Linked DNA regions of Mus musculus: regions 2, 3 and 4 are each linked to region 1. Evidence: chromatin loops called from intact Hi-C (ENCODE). Cell type or tissue: gastrocnemius. All regions are shown on one strand. Region 1 holds the start of Gm13398 (a long non-coding RNA gene). Region 2 overlaps Abo (ABO blood group (transferase A, alpha 1-3-N-acetylgalactosaminyltransferase, transferase B, alpha 1-3-galactosyltransferase)). Region 3 overlaps Surf4 (surfeit gene 4). Region 4 overlaps Abo (ABO blood group (transferase A, alpha 1-3-N-acetylgalactosaminyltransferase, transferase B, alpha 1-3-galactosyltransferase)).

Region 1 (5,000 bases):
GTCACTTTCTTCAGACACACCAAAAGAGGGCACCGGATCCCATTACAGATGGTTGTGAGCTACCATGTGGTTGCGGGATTTGAACTCAGGACCTCTGGAAGAGCAGTCAGTGGTCTTACCTAAGTCACCTCTCCAGTCCAACACTTCTTCTTTTAAAGTGAACAATTTGATGTGCATCCATCGCAAAGGTTATTGGCCTCTGTAAGGAACTTTAAGGTTGTTCTCTTGCTGGGGGCTTGCTGCATTCTCTTGCTTGTGTCGGACTCAGTCAGTTGTCTGGGAACTTAGCCTTTGATTAGGTGTGAAGGCTTTCCCTCTGCTTACCCTGTGCCCTGTACAGTACTGGGCACCACAGCATCTGGAAGCCCCTTGCTGAATTGATCTCAATCTCCTTCTCTTCCTAACCCTGCCACTGCGCAGTGTGAGACTCTGCGCAACCGGCCATGGGTGAAGGCTGGCCCCGGGGGTGGGGGGTGGGGGGGCAGCTCTTCTCTGAGACACTAGCTGCTCTACTCTGTGGACACACCCACAAGGGTGGAGGCACAGCACTTGGAGGAGTCCCTGTTTCCTATAGCCCAGCTCTATCTAGCTCCTCCCAGGCATGCCCCTCCCCAGAGGTGGGCAGTACTGAACAAAGGCCTCAGCTGGATCTATTCAGAGGAGGTGGTAGAGGGGCAAGCTCTCCCAGGATATGAGACCCCTATGGCTGGAAGGTAACTGCTCTTGGGGGTTGCAGTCCTAAAAGGGTGATGCCACACAGAGCCCACATAGGTGGAGAGAAGGGCTTGGGGATCCGGCTTAGGACAGATTTCAGAGTAGAAACAACCTTTCCTCCTGCCTCCTGCACTGACCACCCCAGGACACTAAATCTCAACAGGCCTTCCATGAGGGGTTCTACCCTGCCCCAAAGAAGGGACTCTTAAGACTGCTTGCCTGGAAGCCACCTGCTATAATCCAAGTGTGTCTGGAGGCCACAGTTGACTTTGCAGACTCTTGGAGCCTCTTGTCTCTCATCTCTAAGGTAGCTAGCTGGAACGTGGAATCCATGTCACCTGTAAGTGGAAGGCAGCTGGGAGGATGGGGTGGATCTCCTTCCTGGCCTTCACCAAGGGCCTTCCAGACCAGCCCAACAACCTCTAAGTGCCTGGGGAACTGGCAGAGTGGCATTCCAGGACTGTGACACTGGGGCTAAGGTCTCCAGCATCTCAGGGGGAGGTAGGGGGTAAGGAGATGTGAGGTGAAGCCAATGGTGGTGGGAAGGAGACCCACCTGACCCTTGCTCTCCCAGGTGCCACCAACAGCCCCTTTCACAATGGAGAAAACAGTGTGTCCAGGGCCGTGGTGGAGTACTGGTGACCACTCTGGTCTATTCCTCTAGCCAGGGAGTTGTACAGAGAACAAGATGCAAATGAGACCTCAGCCTTCACCCTTCTTCCTTCCCACAGATGAGCCGCCCTGGACCCCCAGAGGAGAAGGTCTCTGAAACCCAGTTGTCCGGGGTTCCCGACGCCCCTGAAGATGCTCCTGGTGATGACATAGATGGTGCAGAGGATTCAGACTTGGTGCCCTCTGTCACCCTGGCTGCAGCCCTCATCCTAGTGTTCCTCCTGATGTCATTCTGGCTAGCATAGCCACCCTGTCAAACCTCCTGCCACCCTGCTAAGCTTCCTACTAAGTGGGTTCCTGAGCAGAGGACAGCAGGACAGCTGGGCTCCTAGCTCTGCTCTGGGTCGATGGCATTCAGTGCTGTGTGAGACCTGTCGAAGGAGGACCCCGTGGGAGGCTACAGCCTGGACCCCTATGTTTAGGCAGCTCATGTTCATTCCTCTGGTCTGCTTCCATTGATAAGAACAGCTGTGTTCCCCATCTTTGGGAAGCCATGCTGGGGGCTTCAGATAAAGCTGAATGACTCCAGGCATTTGTATCAATGAGTGGGAGTAACTGTGTGGTCAGTCTTTCTATTCTGGGCCTCAGTTTCCCCAGTTTTCAAGGTGGGCTGGTAGTGCCTGTTTCTTGGAATTTTGAGGAAGATGTCCAGTGAGTGGCCTTCTGTGGTCACGCTGATCTATACTCCCCCAACACACCAGCCTCTGAGCACTCACCCAAAAGATTCATGGGAAAGGGGCAAAGGAGCTGCCTCCAAAGGATGCACTGGTCTCATCTGCCACCTGGTGGTCAAAGATAGAATTGCACTTGCATAGAGGTTTGGAGCGTTCCAAGGGTGGGCTTTTTTTTTTTTTTTTCCTTTCTTTTTTGAGATGTGAAGTTTGAGATTTTTTTTCATGAGCAAGGATCCCGCTGCCAAGTGAAAGCTGTTTTGACATTTGCTGCTGCTATCTGTTCCCCATCTCTGTCTTTGATCTAAAAGCCATTAGAGAGGCGGCAACTCTCCTGTTTTAAGGCAGGATTATGGGTGGTTCCCTTCTCAGGACACCATGCCTTCCTGCCTTCAGCAGCCTGAGTTCCACAAGAGACTTTCCTCTCAGGCATGACTGCTTTTCAGGTAGGGATCTGCTGGTTGGGTCTGGAAGGACAAGGCCATGGTACAAACATATCTAGAGAACCCTGCAGTTATCCACATCCCACTGCTCTGCCAAGCCTAGGGGAAGAGGGTACTGAAGCATTCAGAGAACGGCCCAGGTGGCCCAGGATTGCTATGGCCTGGCTGGTGGCCAGAGACTGTCAGGAGGCTCTGGGGTGTCTCCAGGAGAGCTGCCTCAGACAGTGGGGTGTTTATGTTCTCCAGATGCCAACCTTCCTTCCAGGAACTTGGGGTCTTGGAGGGGAGGAGTGAAGATGGGTCTGAGCTCTGGTTTCTGAACTATTCTGTGCCCATGCCAGGGTCCCAGTAGAGGGCGCTGCTCCCTCCTGGGAATGTGAAGCACATGACTGTGTGCCCCACTGGGGACAAAGCCCTCTGCTCCAGGTTGACAGCAGTCTTAGTCCAACACTTGGGTCCTGTAGTCTCAGGCAATATGAGAAGTGAGCAGGAGCTTTAGGTGGCCTCAGAGTCTTGGAGGAGTATAGGTGTAGTCCTTGAAGCAATGGTGACAGGCACTTTGGCTGGTAGAGAGTTGGATGATGCTTTCCCACCAGCTGGATAGGAGGCGGCATGCGGGGGGCCAGGGTGTCCAAGCAAAGAGGAAAGTGGGACTCTCAGTGGGCCGCTGTGGGGTAGACCTCCACAGTGAGGCTCTGAGCATGAGAAGTAGCAGGGCCTTAAGTATGGCTCCCGCAGCCTCTGACCTTCTTCTCTTACCCCTATTTATCCCTGCTGGAGGAGAGAAGCTGAAGCCAGACACCTGGTCCCTCTTGTTCTCTGGGTTTCTACTCTTGTGCCTTTGGGTGCAGCTGGTTAGTGAACAAGTCTGACCTCTTTGGAATTTAGCACAAGTTGTCACTTTCTATCTGGTGTGACCCCAAGCCCCTCTTCCCTCCTGACACCTGCCCACCTGTGAAGCTGACCAGACGCGAAGCTAGAACATCAGTGCCCTTTCCCTCGACGACTGCGCTCACCGCTGTCCTTTCTGTCAGGCATGGATGGCAGCAGCATCCTGGAAATCGTGACGACTGCAGGCTTCGGGGAGCTCAGGAGAGCTGGGCCGTGGACAGAAGCTCTTCCAGGCTTGCCTGCCTGAAATCCAGGTTCTACCACAGTTCCAGTGCCAACAAGCTACCCATGCAGGCCAGGGCAAGTGCATGCATTGTTAAATAGGACTCATGAAAATGCCCTGTGGTTTCCAGGTCTCCAGTGGCCAGCTCGCTCTGTCTGGCCCCATTCCTGGATTCTCAGTGCCCAGCCCATCAGCACAAAGTACCTGGGGAGAATGCAGGCCAGGAAGAAATTGCATCTGCAAGGAAAATATTGTTTTATAGAATTCAGTGGCCCATTCTGTAAACATTGTGGTTCTGCCTCAGGTTTTTTTCCTGCCTGTCTTCAGGGAGCACCTCCAGGGAGCACCTCCAGGGAGCACCAGGGAGCACTGGGCAGCCAGATGCCTGAGCTTAGGAAAATATGTGCTTTGGGTGAGTTGGCTGTTGCACAGGATGGACTTGGGGACTTTACCAGGCATGTGAGAGAATCCAGGAGTGGTGCTGGTTGGAGTTTTCCTCCAGAGGCTTATAGAGAGACAGTGTATGGATACACACGTGGATATGAATGTTTGTCTATGTACATCTGTATTTATGTATGCATGAGGATAATTATACATGTGTATGCATTTATCCGTGTGGTGTTTGTACTACGGTAGCAGCAGGGGTGAAGGGGTGGGAAGGAGTGTTCTCAAGAGCTGGAGTAAAACTGCCTATGAGCCAGGTCAGACATGGGAACACTTACAGGGAGAGTGCAAGGGGCTCACAGGCGCAAGACCAGTGCCTCCTTGGGGCAGACATGGCTTTCTGTTGTTATGGAAGAGAGTAGCTGGAAGCAGGTGGACACTCAACACTGCTGTGACCTTTTCCACTTATTAAGTGGACACAGGTTCTGGGCAGGGTTGCCACTAGGCTATAGATAGAAAAATCCTGGGCTTTCTATCAGATAAACTGGGGCTGTTGACTTTCTTCTCACTTGGGATAAAGGGTTTTAAGCACTGTGAGGTGCGTGTGGTATGCTCCAGAGCCCAGTAACCCTCGCTGCATCACCTATGTATCCTGAGGGAAGGGGGAGACATAGTGTTGCTGTCTTCAGAGGCAGGCAGAGGTGGCTCTCAGGACAGTTGGATGGTGCTACTGCCTGGCTGCCTTTCTTAGATAGGCCAGCAATCATCTGAGAGGGGAAAGACAGGGATGAGGAGGGGAAAGGCAGCCCAGGGTAGGAAGCTGAGACCATCCTTGTGGCAGTGATGAGCAGTGCCAGGTCATCCACCCATATGCTACCAAGTGCCTGGGACAGCCCTGGGACCCCTGGCTACTCCTCATCTTCTTTCTAGCCTCCTGTAAGGTTCTTCAAGGTCAACTCACAGTGCTGGAGGATCACCAGCTATGGGGAAAAAGGGGCGGGG
Region 2 (5,000 bases), 180 kb before region 1:
GTATGGCAAAATTAACAAAGAGGAAATAGACATAGACAAAAGAAAAATGGAGGTGGGTGGCTACAGTCAAGCTAAAGGCCTGGGAGGGACAAGACTCCAGATTAAGAAAACAGAAGTCTGCAGTGAACAGCTAAGCTCCCTTCTGATGCCACCACGAACAGAAAAGGAAGAAAATTATACCCAAATTGAAGGAAACACACATTAAAAATGAGAGCAAACTTTAGCGAGCCAGAAAGAAACAAAGACATAATCAAAAACCCCAATATTAATTCTTTGAAAACATTAATAAAAATCAGGAAATGGTAGCTGAGAAATGAACCAGGTAGTGGTGGCACACACCTTTATTCCCAGCACTCAGAAGGCAGAGACAGGTGGGTCTCTGAGTTCTAAGCCAGCCTGGTGTATAAAGTGAGTTCCAGGACAGTCAGGACTATACAAAGAAACCTCCCTGGAATAACAAAAACAAACAAAAAAGTTTATGAAAGATAAATGACTAAACTCTAAACGTAAGAGCAGCACCAATGTCAATAGAAAATGCTCAGAAGAAAACTCGAGTCTCTGTGACACTGATTGAAGCCACGATATCCCAGACGTGATCCCAGATGCATAATCAGAAAGGGGAGATAACTGCAATCAATAAGGGCTTTGAACATCTAGCCTCCAGGAACAAGATATGCTAGGGGGGAAGGGGACAATTTCTCATGATATATCTGCTTTCATACATACTTTGTGTCCATTAAGATTATAGGAAGAGCTAGGCATGTTGGCACAAGCCTTTAATTCCAGAACTCAGGTGGCAGAAGTATAAAGATCTCTGTGAGTTTGTAGTAGCACAGAGCTTAAGTTCCAGAACAGCCAGGACTACACAGTCTTGTCTCAAAGGATAGATGAAGAATTCTCAAAACTGAGGAAATACACAGGGGAAATCTTAATTCCTTTAAAAGGCAAAAAGAGGTTACCAGGCATTTTACCAAAGGAATACAAATGCTTAGCATTGCTTACTCTTAGGAAAGCACAAATCAAAACTAGTCACAGCTGGGTGTGGGTCTCTGTCAGTTACAGATTAACAAGGGTTAATTAAGGCTGCTCTTGTGTTGTTTTCTTTAATTATCACCAAGTATCAATCACTACTTCTACATGGGATGTAGTAAGTGTGTTCAGCCAGGCTCTGAACAGCACATCTCCTCACAGAATGATCACTCCCAAGATGTTCAGCCAGCTATCAAGCACTAAGGAAACCCAGAGCAGAGAGGAAGACGCAACAAGAAGCCACTTTCCTGGTTGGTCCATTCTCCAGGAGCCTGCACTTTCTTTTTTTTTTTTTTAAATTTATTATTTATTATATGTAAGTACACTGTAGCTGTCTTCAGACACTCCAGAAGAGGGAGTCAGATCTCATAACGGATGGTTGTGAGCCACCATGTGGTTGCTGGGATTTGAACTCCGGACCTTCGGAAGAGCAGTCAGGTGCTCTTACCTGCTGAGCCATCTCACCAGCCCCGAGCCTGCACTTTCTAAGAAGCCATTCCACACAGCACCAATGCCCAAACAGCTCACCAGCCAGCACTGTGTGTAAACCCCGGGCTACATTCACCAGCCAGCACTGTGTGTAAACCCAAGGCTTACATTCACCAGCCAGCACTGTGTGTAAACCCCGGGCTACATTCACCAGCCAGCACTGTGTGTAAACCCAAGGCTTACATTACCTGGAGGGAGTCCTCTCTACCTCCCAGCACACTGCACCAACTTCTCCCCTGCAGTGGCTCTTCTCATGGCACACTTACTTCCTAGGTTTCCACACACCGGGCCTCTCACTTACAAGGGAAACTCTTGTCTCCAAGCCTATGTCCTATTCCTGCTCATTGTGGCAGGCATACTTCCTGGTCCCTGGTTTGTTCATATCAACCAGTGTTCAGCAAATTTCACTGGGAATAAATAGAGACTAAACAATGGGAGCAGCCTAAGGACAGGCACTAATTTGTCAAGCTCTTCAAAAACCCTGAACATTTTAAGCTTCAAGGCAATTTGTCTTGATGCCTTAAAGATATCAAGTCACCTGTTCCAAGCTTGGACCATATCACGAGCTGGAGTCTCAAGTGTATGAACGTCCCCTGTTTACATAGGAAGGAAAGGTGACAAATGAAGGACTGGGTAGAGGAATAAAGAAAGGACAGAGAAGAGCCTAGGAAAGCATCCCCAGTGACAGGAGCAGTGGTTGCAGTTATATCACCCTAACTCCAGTCACCCTTCACACGGTGTCTCTCCAAACCTTTTTCCCATAGCAACAAGGAAGCATCTTACCCCTTCCTGCTCCAAGAACTTACAGAGACATCAGTGGGCCTAAACACAGCATGGCTGACTGAGCACTAACACTGTGACTGTTGGAATCACGTTTGTTCTACTCTGAGTGACTCCATATTATATAAATCAGGGGATTTTTGGTTGGTTGGTTGGGTTAGTTGTTGTTGTTGTTGTTGTTGTTGTTGTTGTTGTTATTTTGCCAATGCTTTGCCATAAGTGGCTCCATCATCTGTCCAGAACCACCCATCCAGCACAAAATGACAAATGCCTTATTCCTTGAAATAAAAAGGAAGTTACTCTATCACCCTATAAGGATATGGGTGTGAGTTGAGAGTTTAGGATTCTATGGGCTTAATAAAATCATATCTAGGAAACTGAACTATGGTAGTTTGGATAAGAATGACACACAAAGACTCATATATTTGAATGCTTACTCACCAGGGAGGGTAAGTATTTTAGAAAGATTAGGAAGTGTGGCTTTGTTAGAGTAGGTGTGGTCTTGTTGAAGGAAGCTTGTCACTGGGTATGGAATTTAAGGGTTCAAAATCCTATGCCAGCCCCAATCTCTTTCTCACCCTCTTCCTGATGTCTGGGGATGAGGATGTAGCACTCAGATACTGCTCAGGTGCCATGTGTGCCACCATGATGATAATGGACTATAAGGCTCTGAAACTGTAAGCAAGCCCCAATGAAATGCTTCCTTTTGTAAGAGTTGCTGTGGTCATGGTATCTCTTCTCAGCAATATAACAGTGACTAAGTTAGAAGTTGACACCAGAAAACAGGGTATTGCTGAGACAAGCCTGACCATGCTGCTTGTTGGCTCACTGTGAACTCTATGGCTTTGGACTAGAAAAGTGGTTGAACTCTTTTTTTGTTTTGTTTTGTCTTGTTCTTTCGAGACAGGGTTTCTCTGTATAGCCCTGGCTGTCCTGGAACTCACTTTGTAGACCAGGCTGACCTCGAACTTAGAAATCCGCCTGCCTCTGCCTCCTGAGTGCTGGGATTAAAGGCATGCGCCACCACGCCCGGCTGTGGTTGAACTCTTAAAGGGGATTTAACGTGCATCTGAATAGGTGCAGGGAAGACAGCAGCTGAGAGTGATATAAACTATGAGAGCCCAGCTCACGTTTCAGAGGGGAAGAATATTGGTGTGCAGCCTGAGGACCCTTCTTGAGATATTCTGGCAAAGAATGTGACTGCTTTGTGCCGTTGTCCGAAATACATACCTGAGGCTAAATTGAAGTGTTTTGGATTAATGGTGAGGAAGAGGAGATTTCAAGACTGCCTAGTATTGACCCGGTGGTATGACTATTAGTAATCACTTATGCAGATCTATAATGAAAAGGAGCAATCTGGACAAAGAGAAATACAAACTGTCCCGTGTGAGAAGAAGAGAAGCACCGGAAGGTGTGATGGAGCTAAGTCCAGTGACGAAAAGTTTAAAGAAAAGCCTGATGCGCCGCGGGTAGGGGAAGATCCTCACCCGACCTGCAGGGATCCCCTCTGTCCTTCTCCCTTCCTCTGTTCTCATTCTGGGTGTAACTCCCAGTCCCCTGCTGAAACCAGAAGCTTTTCCAGGAGGATGCGTGCGACTGTGCTCCCATCCGGATGGGACTAGAAAAAGGAGAGAAGAGTGGAGAGGACCAGATTTGCCTGAGGCCTCAGAAAATAAGCAAAGCTGATCCTGCAGCTTACCGCAGCCCTGATGGAGTCACTTACCCAACCGCAGATCTATCATCGCTCTGGCGCACCTGCTCTGGCTCCTGCCGCATTCCTCTGCTGCAACATCCGAGTCCAACGCCCGAAGGATGTAGGCAGGGAGGAACGCGTCCAGGAACACAAACCCTCCGGCACCCAGAGCTTCCTACTGACCACCGTTCCGCAAATAGGACCCATGGTAGCTGCTCCAGAGGTCCAGGTGGTGCCAAGAAACCCCTCCCCTCCCGGCCTGTGGAATCCAGACCATTGTCGTGGGACACACACCCATGCTTCTACCCCACTGGTCCCACTCCTGACTGACCTGAGCAGTTCCTGCCTAGAGAACCTCAGCTCCCTGCAAGGCCATTAACACTAGCGGCTGGTTACACACCGCAACTTCAGTTCACAGGACTCAGCAGCACCCCTCTGCATCTCCAACCCCATGGTCCTGTCCCATGATCTAGGCTTTGTCCTCTGTGTAATAGAGCCTCTAGACACGCAGGGACACTATACCCTACAGGGAGGAGGAGCTAGCTCAAAGACCATGGTACCAGCAGGTGCCCTATTCTGGCTAGTACTTCCAAGGCTATTAGAGACCTGTTTCTTCTGCTTCTTGGCAGTGTTCTCCTCTATCACTTTCAGCAGGTGAGAACACAGAATCACCCAGAGGTGACAGGGTCAAACAGAATGGAGTTTGGTGGCCCCACAACTTGATTAATTTTTATTCCATATTTCTTACTCTCCTGTCTTCTAATGGCTGTCAGACTGCATACTCCCACTCCTGTTGGACGTGGGACCTAGGGCCTCAATCTTGATCTGCCTACTGTGTGCCAGAAACCTGGAGCCTTAAGGCCATAGCATATCTCATCATCAACCTTCACTTCTCTCCTAGGCAGCCATTCCTTCTCAGGCTTCTACTGCCTGGTTGAGAGCTAGCTGGCCTGCTCACGGTGGAAGTAGATACCAGCCAAGCAAGTCGCAAGGTTCCATTCTGCCTTCT
Region 3 (5,000 bases), 110 kb before region 1:
ATGTAAGGGGTATACCCAAACTCTCAGCATGTTACAAGCTACTTCAAAACCCAAGCCACTGCTAAAACTACCATCTCAGCTGCAAAGCACCTGGGCATCCCACGGAGGGGTGTCCAGGCTTGGCTTGGTTGGCAATGCAGACAGGCTCAATCTGGGGCAGGGAACAGGAAGTCATAACACTGAAGCCCAAATCCTCAGACACAGCCCTGGTGTGTATCTGCATGTGCTTACTCAGCCCTACTGAAGAGATGGCACAAGCCACACTGACATCATCACAGAGACTAGCCAGCAGCTCTGAAGTCAGAGCACAGGCACTCAGGCCACACGTCTTCACCCTGTCCGTCCTTGTCTAACCCCAGCCAGCAATGGGCTCAAGGCATGGTGATCCAGTTACTTTTAGGGGTGGGAGAGGTTGCTACCCTCCAACAAGTAAAGACCATGCAATTACTGGCTGCTAAGAGTCCTTCCTAACTTGCAGAGTCAAAAAAATCTGTAATAAAAAAAGAAAACAAGAAAAAGGGGCATGATGACACAATGCTTGTGATGTCAGCTTCTTGGGAGGCTGAGGCAGGAAGTTCACTTGAACCTAATATTTCAAGACAATGTTTAGCAGCATAGAGACCCAATCTCACAATAAACACGAAAGGAAAAAAGAGTCCAAATATGCTTATGTTTTAGGGCCCTGGTAGAAAATACACATACAACAACATTCTGTTAGCTGGGGGAACAAGTGACACCACTCACCATCCCAGTTTCTACTTCATGGTCCTAATGTCCTAGAAATAGCCAGCAGTGACGTAATCACCAATAATCTATGAGAGTAAAGAACACCACCATGGATCTCAGAGCACTCCCAAGAAATGGCCCTCATATTGTCAAGTACCCAAACTAAGCAGTGCAGACCACAGGAGGGTGTGGACTGTCAAGCAGCCACAGACACTGGAGACGTTCTGACTTGCTTCCAAATGAGAACTGTTCCCAACACAATTACACTGGGGCTTCACCCACTGGATGAACAGACCTGCCCAGCCTTGCTGCAGTCTGCTCCTCCCTCAAGAACCTCACCATAGATGCTCAATTGCTACAAACACAACGTAGCACAATCCACTAGATGTAGTTAAAACATCCCGACAAGTCTGCTACTCTTAATTGGAGTGTCTGGGTCAAGAGGATTAAAGAGTAGAAAACAGTAATGGAGGGAGAGACAAGTCACACCTACCTCCCTCCCTTCCACACTAGCAAGGCTGCAAGACTGATGCAGTGCAGTATATGCTGCACTAAGCACATCTGCTGGGCTCTGCCTTCCAAAGACAAGAATCTATCAAGTGGGCACAGGGCACCAGTCAACAGCCTTTGATCGGCATCTCAACACAGGAAAAAAGGCAAGTTTAACAACAACGACAAATCCTTCACAAGCATCTTGGTCACAGCTCCTGGCTCACATCACGCCACTGCAAAGGGTTCCTACAGCCACATCCACTCTGTACTTGCAGGCCACTGCCCATGACCTGGCTCACGCTGGCCGTGAATACCAGAAATTCCATAACCTTGGTTCTCATTGCAGAGCCTGGAAAAACCAGTGGTGGATGCTACTGAGGAAAGCTTGTGGGAAAGTCAGTCAAGTCAAGCCATTGAAAAACAGGCTTCACAGCCGGGCGTGGTGGCACACACCTTTAATCCCAGCACTCAGGAGGCAGAGGCAGGCGGATTTCTAGTTCGAGGCCAGCCTGGTCTACAAAGTGAGTTCCAGGACAGCCAGGGCTATACAGAGAAACCCTGTCTCGAAAAGAAAAAAACAAAAACAAAAAACAAAAAAACAAAACAGGCTTCTCATGATAGGCAGTGAAGCATCCCGGTAGCATTAAGAAATGAGAAGAGGGGCTAAAGAAATGGCTCAGCAGTGAAGAGCTCAGAGGACCCAAGTTTGGTTCCCAGGACCCATATTTTAGCTCACAATCATCTGGAACTCCAATTCCTGGGATCTGATGCCCTCTTCTGGCATCTCTGGGCATCAGGTATGCAAGTGATACACATACAAACATGTGGGCAGAATGAGGAAGGCTCAAGTTTATCTCAAAGGGTTATCATCTCCAAGGTCTGAGGGGATTTAAGATATAATCCTATCTGTCCTGAGATAGCACCCATGAAACAAGTAAGGGTCACACAAGGAATGCTGCTACCAACATGCAGAGTAGAAAATACCAACCACCTCTTTGTGTTCAGGACAAAAATGGATCCATGGTAGCTTAGTCTAAGAAAATGGCAGGTTAGATTTTCTGACTGGTGGACCCTGTTCAAAGAACCACAGCTCAGGAATTGAGAGCAGCAACAGGCAGGCAGGGTCTGCTCAACACTGTGGTGGCTAATCTGACTCTAGAACCCTCAGCAAGTATGTATCAAACACCTTGGATAGGTCTCCAATGCATCATGGGTGTAAGACCTGCAAGACTACCCTTCCTTTTCTAAAACTCAAGTACTGAATAGAAGCCACAGTCTGTGAGGACTAGCCCTCATCGTACAGATACTAACCAGTCTCCAGTGTCTCTACCTCACTTTTCCAGAAGGGGGCACTGTCCAACCTCCAGTCAAGACTAGCAAGCAGAGAAGTGAGTCAGCTTCCCAATCCTTAAGGTAGAGGTACAAGATGACAAAGCACTGAAGAAGGGAAGGCTCAGGGCCCCAGGACAACAGGCCCTACCCAGGCCACATCAAGCCCACTCTGGCACTACTTCCACAAAGGCCTCATCACTCCTGGGTCTACTTCTGCCACTCTTCTTTTCTCTTGGTTTTTCCAAACAGTATTGTTCTGTGTGGCCTGGCTGTCCTGGAACGTACTCTAGACCAGGCTGGCCTTGAACTCAGAAATACACCTGCCTCGCAAGTGCTAAGAGTAAAGCCTTGCACCACCACTGCCAGTAGTTCTGCCAGGACAGCACACCAAAGTAAGGCCCCCTGCAGCCTTCCTGTCACCCTGGTAACAGCCATCAGGCAGAATCCATTAAGCCCTAATGTTCCTGGTTCCTGATGTGAATTCACTTGGAAGCTACTCTGCAATCTGTTTAGCTTGAATTAAGTAGCAGCCACAGGACATAGGCATGACTTTGAGTTCCTGGCTCTTTCCCACTTGGTTTCTGATGGCTTCGAAGGTCTACTTCCTGTATATCAGCACTTTCTTCAGAGCCTGGGTTCCTGGGAGCAAAAGGACCTCATCCTTGACTGCCCAAGGGCACGGAGCTTGATGCCAGGTCAGAGATGTAGCTCACTGGAACCTGCCAGCAGGATCCCAGCAGGATATATCCAACAGCACCAACATGGGGGGAATGCTGGATCTGAGTAACAAGCCCAGGACTGTGCAGATCATGACAAACTTCTCTGTAGCCCTGGGAAGATGGAGCCTTGATGGCCAGCCTCACAGGAAGGTAGGTGTCCAGTTAACAGCTCAGTGTTCTCATCAGCATCAGAAACACTTTTCCAGGTCTCATATGAGAAGCCCGACTTTCCAGGCAAATCTGATTTGCAAACTCAGTTCTACTTCTGTTTTCTAAAGACATGGATCTGTGATACTATCTGACAACACCTTAGAGTAACACTCCACTTTCCAACACATTAGATCCTTTCACTTAGAACGTTGGACTATCAGCACCTTCCTCATTGACAAATTTGTTTTCAAGGGTGCAGATGAATATCCAACACAAAAGCTCCCAGGACTGGTCACACTGAGGCCACTGGAAGGCTCCCTGATGCCTGACACTGGATCAGAAGAGCAGGAGTCACATCTCAGAAGCTCCTGTGGTATCCTCTGCTAACTTCCAGGTGGACTCTGAGGCTAATCCCTTAAGAAGGAACCTTCATTGGGAATTTTGGTTTTAAGCAGCAGGCCATCTACAGTACGGGCATCTTTCCACTGATGTGTAGCTGAAATCTAACTCCAGACCTGAGATGCCCTGGACACCAAGCAGTAGGAGACCCAGGGTTTCCTCCTGGGTGGTGGACACTGGCAAGTCCAGGAGCCCAAGCCAGTTACTTAGTGGGAGTGGCTACTGTATTCCCCACAAAAGCCTGTCCAGTCCCAAGATTTGGCTTCTTTCATTTAAATCAAAACAAAGTACATGGAGGACTTCATAAAAGATGAACTCTTTCTCCAGTTGAAATCTATCATTAGATAGTTGGCAGCTTCTTGGAGATAATTCATCTGATCTGGGTTGTGAAATCCACTTGCAAAATGGTGGGTTTTCCAGCTGAAGATCCTGAGGTGAGCCGCTCACAAACTTGGCTATGAAGCCATCTTCTTAGAGAGCTGCTACTCAGGAAGATAAAACTGGGTCACTGAGAATTATGTCAACGAAACCCATCACAAGAGGAAGACCTTGGTCCATACAATTTTAAAATTATGTATTTAATGCAAAATCGTGGCATTAGAAACTTTTCCAAAAGGGGTAGAAATGCCTTTAAAAAGATCAGCTCACAGGAAAATGGTTCAACAGAACTGAAGGTGAACATGGGGAGGTGACACCCCTCAAAAGGAGGGGTAGAGAAGCTCATTTGAAGATGGTCACACACACCCAACCTTCGAGTACTCTAGGCCAAAAAATGCCTCCTCGTATCACCGACAGCCACGAACACACTAAGTGAACCAAAACTGGCTGGCGGGTGGGCCCCGGCACCATTCAGCCTCCAGGGCTAGTTCAGGTTATATTATGACTTCGCAGATCTAACGGGACAATTTCAGAAGTCAAAGCCTCACACTCACACAACTCCCACCCCATCCGTCGAACTTAATTGTAAAAAGTGGTGCCACCTGCGCCTCTCTCCGGCTCTAACCCTGCCCAGCTAGTCGCTCGGGCCCAGACTCATCCCAGGCCTTCCCTGCGGTTCACAAGCCACCTGTACACTTGGGAAGGCGAGCCAAGGGGCAGGCTCCTCTCCTTCGGCAGCGTGGACCCAGATCGGGCAACCGGAGCAGAGTCCACGCAAAGAAGGAAGGGCCAGGACGGTCCTGG
Region 4 (5,000 bases), 190 kb before region 1:
CTACCCACACCTGGCAGGGTTCTTGCTGATGTACCCAGCAGCACCCAAACAAGGTAGTGTTTGTGTCTTCTTACTGTAAAGTCCTTTGTCCCTAGGAGCTGCAGACATTCTCAAGGTGCCTAAGATCCCTCCAACTAAGCCCCAAACATCTCTCAAGTCTGCTTGGTTCAAAGGCCTCAGAACTATCCTTGGACCTCAGCCAGGAAGGCACAATGCTCTTCATATGTGCTGGCAGCCCAGATGGCTTCTCTCAGCATTCACAGCCTTCCACACTATAATGTTGCCCTTTCCTGCTTCCCACAGGCTCCCACAGGGCACATTTCTTGCCTGTGGCCTAAAGTCAGCCTGACCCAGAGTCCCAGGGCTTCACAGGTCTACTACTACCTGCTGTCCCCAGGGCTAAGGCTAAATGTTCCACTCAACCCTTGATGTCCACCTTGTCCTGCATCTGAGGGCACATCAGTGGCCACAGCTGACAGCTCTGCTGGCATCCTGCTCCTTCCTGCCAGCTCTAGGGATGAAGAGACCAAGGTGAAGTGAGTGATGACTGATGCAAATGGCACCTGGCTGAGAGCACAGTTGGAAGGGCAGCTGCCCTGAGGCTCTGGGATAAGGCAGGACTGGGTTCATTCACTTGTGAGCCCACCAGAGCTCAGGAAGGTAGCAGAGTGAACAAGCCCCTCCCTCAATTCAATCTAAATACAAGCATGCAGCTTGGTATGCCTGTGCCTCCACTTGACCACTGTGTGTGCATATGTGAGGGGGTGTGCACGTGTATTGTATATATTCATGTTTACTTGCCTGTGTGCATGTAAAGGCCAGAAGTTGATTTTTGGTATCTTCTATCATTTATTTTATTTGTTCTTCAGACAGGGTCCCTTCATTGACTCTAAAGCTCACTGTTTAGCTAGACTGTCCAACAAGTGGGCTGGATCCACATGTCTCTCCCCTCTACCCACGGTGTTGAGATTACAGGCGCATGCCACCATTCCCAGCTTTTCCATGGGTATCAGGGATAAAACTCATGTCTTCATGTCCCTCAAGCAAGTGTTTTAGCCACTAGCCATCTCTCCAGTCCCCACTGCTTACTTTTTGATAGCAAATACAGTCAGTCCAATCGTAGTATTCCGAATCCTGAACTGCTCATTCAATATGTCGATGTTGAAGGTCCCCTCCCAGATGATGGGCGCCAGCCAAGGAGTCAAGACAAGAACATCTTTCCTACTACATGAGGAGAGAGCCACCAGCAATGTGTGACCAAACATGCCTGCAGGGACCCTTCTCAGATTCCCAACCCTCAGTTTCTCCGAGGGCTGATCACCCTCCCAGAATGGGGTTGTACCAACCAGCAGCAATTCTTACTGACTATCCCCAACCCCAGCCATAAAAGCAACTGGGTTACTACAACTGTACCCTCCACATCTCTAAAAATCCCTGATGATAGAAATGAAAATAAGGAGCAGAAGCCCAAATGTGAAAGAAGAGACAGAAGATGCTCTGGGCCCCAGACCTGAATCAGACATCCCTAAGACTCTACAACGGTTGGTGAAGCAAGGTCAGGTCTTTGGTTTCTCCTGAGTTTAGTTTTTTTCCTTAGACTAACTTGGGCTTTCAGGGTTGCTACTGAACTATTCCCCCAGGGAAGCAAATCACCCTTTAGTGCTTTAGGACTCCTGCACTATACACGCAGTGACTAAATCTACTCACGTGGGTTTTAGCACCCTTGGCTGCAGATAGGCATTCCTGAAAAAGAAAACACCAGAACTCAAGTTGACAGAAAGGTCACTGGATGCACATCACTGGCAGTCATGCACCAGGCAAACAGACCTTCATGAGCAGTGGCAAGCTAGCCACCCTGTCTGCCCATGATCCAAGGATGAACCAAAGCAGGAAGATCACAGTCTTGCTTGACACGAGATACATGCCCACACCCAGCCCTGGTTAAGACTGGGAAATCTAAGGACTACTTTAATTCACACACTGGATGAAACTGAACATGCCTGTCCCTAGTAGATCTGAGCATCCCACATGGGCCTGCAGCCTGCCTTGGTCCTGTCCTCGCTGGCGGCACAGTGTCCTGGCTCTCTGTCTTTCTCAGAATCCAGTCCCATCATCAGTGTAAAGTGATTCCCATAAAAGACCTGGGGCAATGTGTGGCAGTGAGATGTCCCCACAAAAGATGCCAATCCCCAAGGGACAAAAGCCACTTCTGCTAGCAAGATGCATGCCCTATGATGGTATGAGAACCAAAGAGCAGGGCTGGAATGATGATCGGCAGTAAGAACCCTGGCGACTCTTGCAGAGACACTGAGTTCAGTTCCCAATGATAACATGGAGACCTACAACAGTCTATGACCCCAGTTCCAGGGGACCTCAGGCCCTTTTCTGACCTCTTTGGGCACTGGCATGAATGTGGTACACAAACAAAAAAGCATGCAACACACTCCTACACTTAAAACCAGAGACCTCTAGAGAGATAGCCATAAAAGATGTAACTGTCTCCCAACAGAAATGAAAGTGAGTGCTTTGCAGCAGTGTAAAGCTGACACAAGAGTGAACTGGTGGGGATAGCAACAAAGAGTGCTTGGGAGGCCAGGTAGTCTACTGAGAAGCACAGCATAGACAAAAAGCAAAGTCAGAGCTCCAGTCCAACAGCATGCATGGCTTGTGAGGGAACACAGAGGGACCAGCTGCTGGAAAGTGTCAACAGGTTGGATTCAACCTCAGAAAGCCTCCTACCTTCTGTTCTAAAGGATCATTAGCGACTAGAAGGAAAGTAGGGTTAAGACAGACAAGCATGTAGCTGGTGCAAGGCCACAGAAGGCTCAGGAAAGCAGGCAAAGTCAGGGGATGCCTTCCCAAAAGACAGCCTAACAGGATATGGAAACGGTAGGGATGGAGAGGGTCTCCAACTTGGGTCTGGTCATAGAAGGCCAAAGACTAATATTGCACTCAGCAGACTGCTGGTGAGGTGGGTGGGGAGCAGAAGCCATTCTTAAGCCAGAGAAGAATACATATGCCCATTAAAGACAGCAGGGGGCAGCAGAAGCTGCTCTGGGCAGCATAAAGAAGGTCTAGAGCTATCCAATCAGGAGGTGGTATAGATAGGCAAAGGCCACTAGGCAGCTTGCAGCAAAATGTCCATTCAGCCAGTTATCTATCCCCCTACACACGATCACACATATGACACATACATACAAACATGACACACCTCTCTCCCTCTCCCTCTCCCTCTCCCTCTCCTCCCTCTCTCTCTCCCTCTCTTCTCTCTCCCTTTCTTCCTTCTCCCTCTCCCTCTCCCTCTCCCTCTCCCTCTCCCTCTCCCTCTCCCTCTTCCTCTCCCTTTCCATCTTTGTCTCTGTCTGTCTCTCAATGCCCACTCACCTAGTCACAGCTCCTGGGTGACCCAAGTTCTGGCTTCTGAAGCTTAGGAACAGGTAGCTGTAGGAAGGATGTACACAGGGGTAGCTGTTCAGGACACAGACCTGACATCAGCTATCTGTCCCTCCCTCCAAGTGCACCACTGAATCCAGCACAGTGAGCTCAGATCCCAGTGGAGCTGCAGGCTCAGGTAACAGAACTAAGGATGTTCACCCCACTGGAAAAGATGGCAAAGAGGAAGTGCCCTGGGAACAAGGTCTGCATGGAGACAACTGTAGACATTGCAGACAGCCCCTACTCCATGCCAGCTACCTACAACCCAAGACTGTATCAAAGAGTATTTCCTGGCTGTGTCTACAGAAGCTCTGGTAGGCATGGCAGTGTCTTGCTCTCTGGGGGCTCACAGACCATTTGCATTGAGAGAGGACTGAAATCCACCACCCCCAATCCTGCCCTCCTCTCCTTTCCCAGGCCCACCCTCACAGTTAGAGCCAAATGACTGGGTATCCAGCCCCAGCCCCCTTTTGTGGAATCAGAGACTTCACTATGTGAACAAGCAAAAGCTGTTCATGCCTCTGTGGGTGCTGAGGCAAGAGCACCCTCATTACTGCTGTGCTAGTAAGGATGCACACAGCTCAGGCTCCAGTCGTTCCTCATCAGCCTGGGTTCTTACCCAAAGAAGACTAAGACAAACACTGCGAAGGGAAGGATTCCAAGGTGAAGGAAGTTGCATTTCGGTCTTCCTGAAAAAACAGCAGCACAGGATCCAGTTACTCACTGGCTTCTTAGGCCTGCCTTCCCTCCAGGCCTGGCCTGAGATTCAGAGGTCATCCTGTGCCCTGCAGCCACTCTTTCACAGGCAGTCCCAAGCCTGGCTGGAGCTCCAGCCCCACTGAGCACACAGAGGGAAAAGAAGGTTGTTCCCTTCCAACTCATGACTCCAGCTGCTCCCCTAAATCTTCAGGGTCCCCCTTGGGCCTCACATCCTCATGCCTCCCATGGCAAACTGAAATAAGTCAAAATGAATACCTTGGGCTCACTGCTGGCTCACAGGGGGCTGGGACCCGCCTCCCGCTCTGGCCCCATATGCTTACATCCACAGAGACAGCAACTCATCTTTTCCAGTGAAATTTTCTCATGTGAAGGTTGAAACCCAGAGGTGATGTGTACTAGGTAAGTGTCCCACCACTGACCTATGCCCCCAATAGTTCAGGTGACTTTGATGTCTCTCCAAGTTATGCGTTCTCATAATCAAATCCAACTCTTCCTAAAAGACATCTGTGTAAATCGTCTCATATGCCAGCTCTGGAGAAAGCTCAGTGGGTGAAGTTTTTGCCACAGCCATACAAGCATGAGGACCTCAGTTCATCTCCCCAGAGCCTATGTAAAAACCAGACATCAGGTAATCCCATTGATGAGGTGGGAGAAGAAAATGGCAAAACTCATGAAAGCTCACAGGCCAGATAGCCTGACATAGACAGTGAGGAGGAGCAGAAGAGACCCTGCCTCAGACAAGGAAAAGGCATGGATGGATACCTATGAATGTCCTCCGACTGTCACAAGCACACCAACACTCACATGTTTTAAGGCTTATGTCTAAAAATGCTTACCTCTCCCTG

What was found. Peaks named below come from ENCODE experiments on the same cell type or tissue, not always from the same donor. Only the 100,000 strongest peaks of a DNase experiment are listed, where the experiment ranks them.
Region 2: it touches region 1 in a loop (2.5-fold over the local background); 13 of 42 quality-filtered maps call a loop at or near these places.
Region 3: it touches region 1 in a loop (2.6-fold over the local background); 24 of 42 quality-filtered maps call a loop at or near these places.
Region 4: it touches region 1 in a loop (5-fold over the local background); 13 of 42 quality-filtered maps call a loop at or near these places.

What each region holds. Positions count from the first base shown.
Region 1 is chr2:27,036,635-27,041,634 of GRCm38, forward strand. It overlaps Gm13398 (a long non-coding RNA gene), which reads left to right and starts at 45. Exons shown (of 3, transcript XR_374184.2): 1 at 45-713; 2 at 860-1,054; 3 at 1,446-4,224. In gastrocnemius, CTCF peaks have their summits at 2,170 (motif pointing left) and 2,858 (motif pointing right); DNase peaks (open chromatin) are centred at 2,166, 2,709 and 2,810; H3K27ac peaks cover 1,039 bases.
Region 2 is chr2:26,852,637-26,857,636 of GRCm38, forward strand. All of the region lies in intron 1 of Abo (ABO blood group (transferase A, alpha 1-3-N-acetylgalactosaminyltransferase, transferase B, alpha 1-3-galactosyltransferase)), which reads right to left. Among named protein-coding and RNA genes, the nearest start is that of Abo, 9.9 kb to the right of the region's middle. In gastrocnemius, no CTCF peak of the experiment used is centred here; no DNase peak of the experiment used is centred here.
Region 3 is chr2:26,928,028-26,933,027 of GRCm38, forward strand. All of the region lies in intron 1 of Surf4 (surfeit gene 4), which reads right to left. Gm36591 (a long non-coding RNA gene) reads right to left here. Exons shown (of 2, transcript XR_374179.1): 1 at 2,530-5,000; 2 at 221-812. Among named protein-coding and RNA genes, the nearest start is that of Gm36591, 2.7 kb to the right of the region's middle. In gastrocnemius, a CTCF peak has its summit at 2,545 (motif pointing right); a DNase peak (open chromatin) is centred at 2,560; H3K4me3 peaks cover 2,219 bases; H3K27ac peaks cover 2,601 bases.
Region 4 is chr2:26,844,867-26,849,866 of GRCm38, forward strand. Abo (ABO blood group (transferase A, alpha 1-3-N-acetylgalactosaminyltransferase, transferase B, alpha 1-3-galactosyltransferase)) reads right to left here. Exons shown (of 6, transcript NM_030718.5): 2 at 4,055-4,124; 3 at 3,385-3,441; 4 at 1,708-1,743; 5 at 1,090-1,224. Among named protein-coding and RNA genes, the nearest start is that of Abo, 18 kb to the right of the region's middle. In gastrocnemius, a CTCF peak has its summit at 3,033 (motif pointing right); a DNase peak (open chromatin) is centred at 3,001.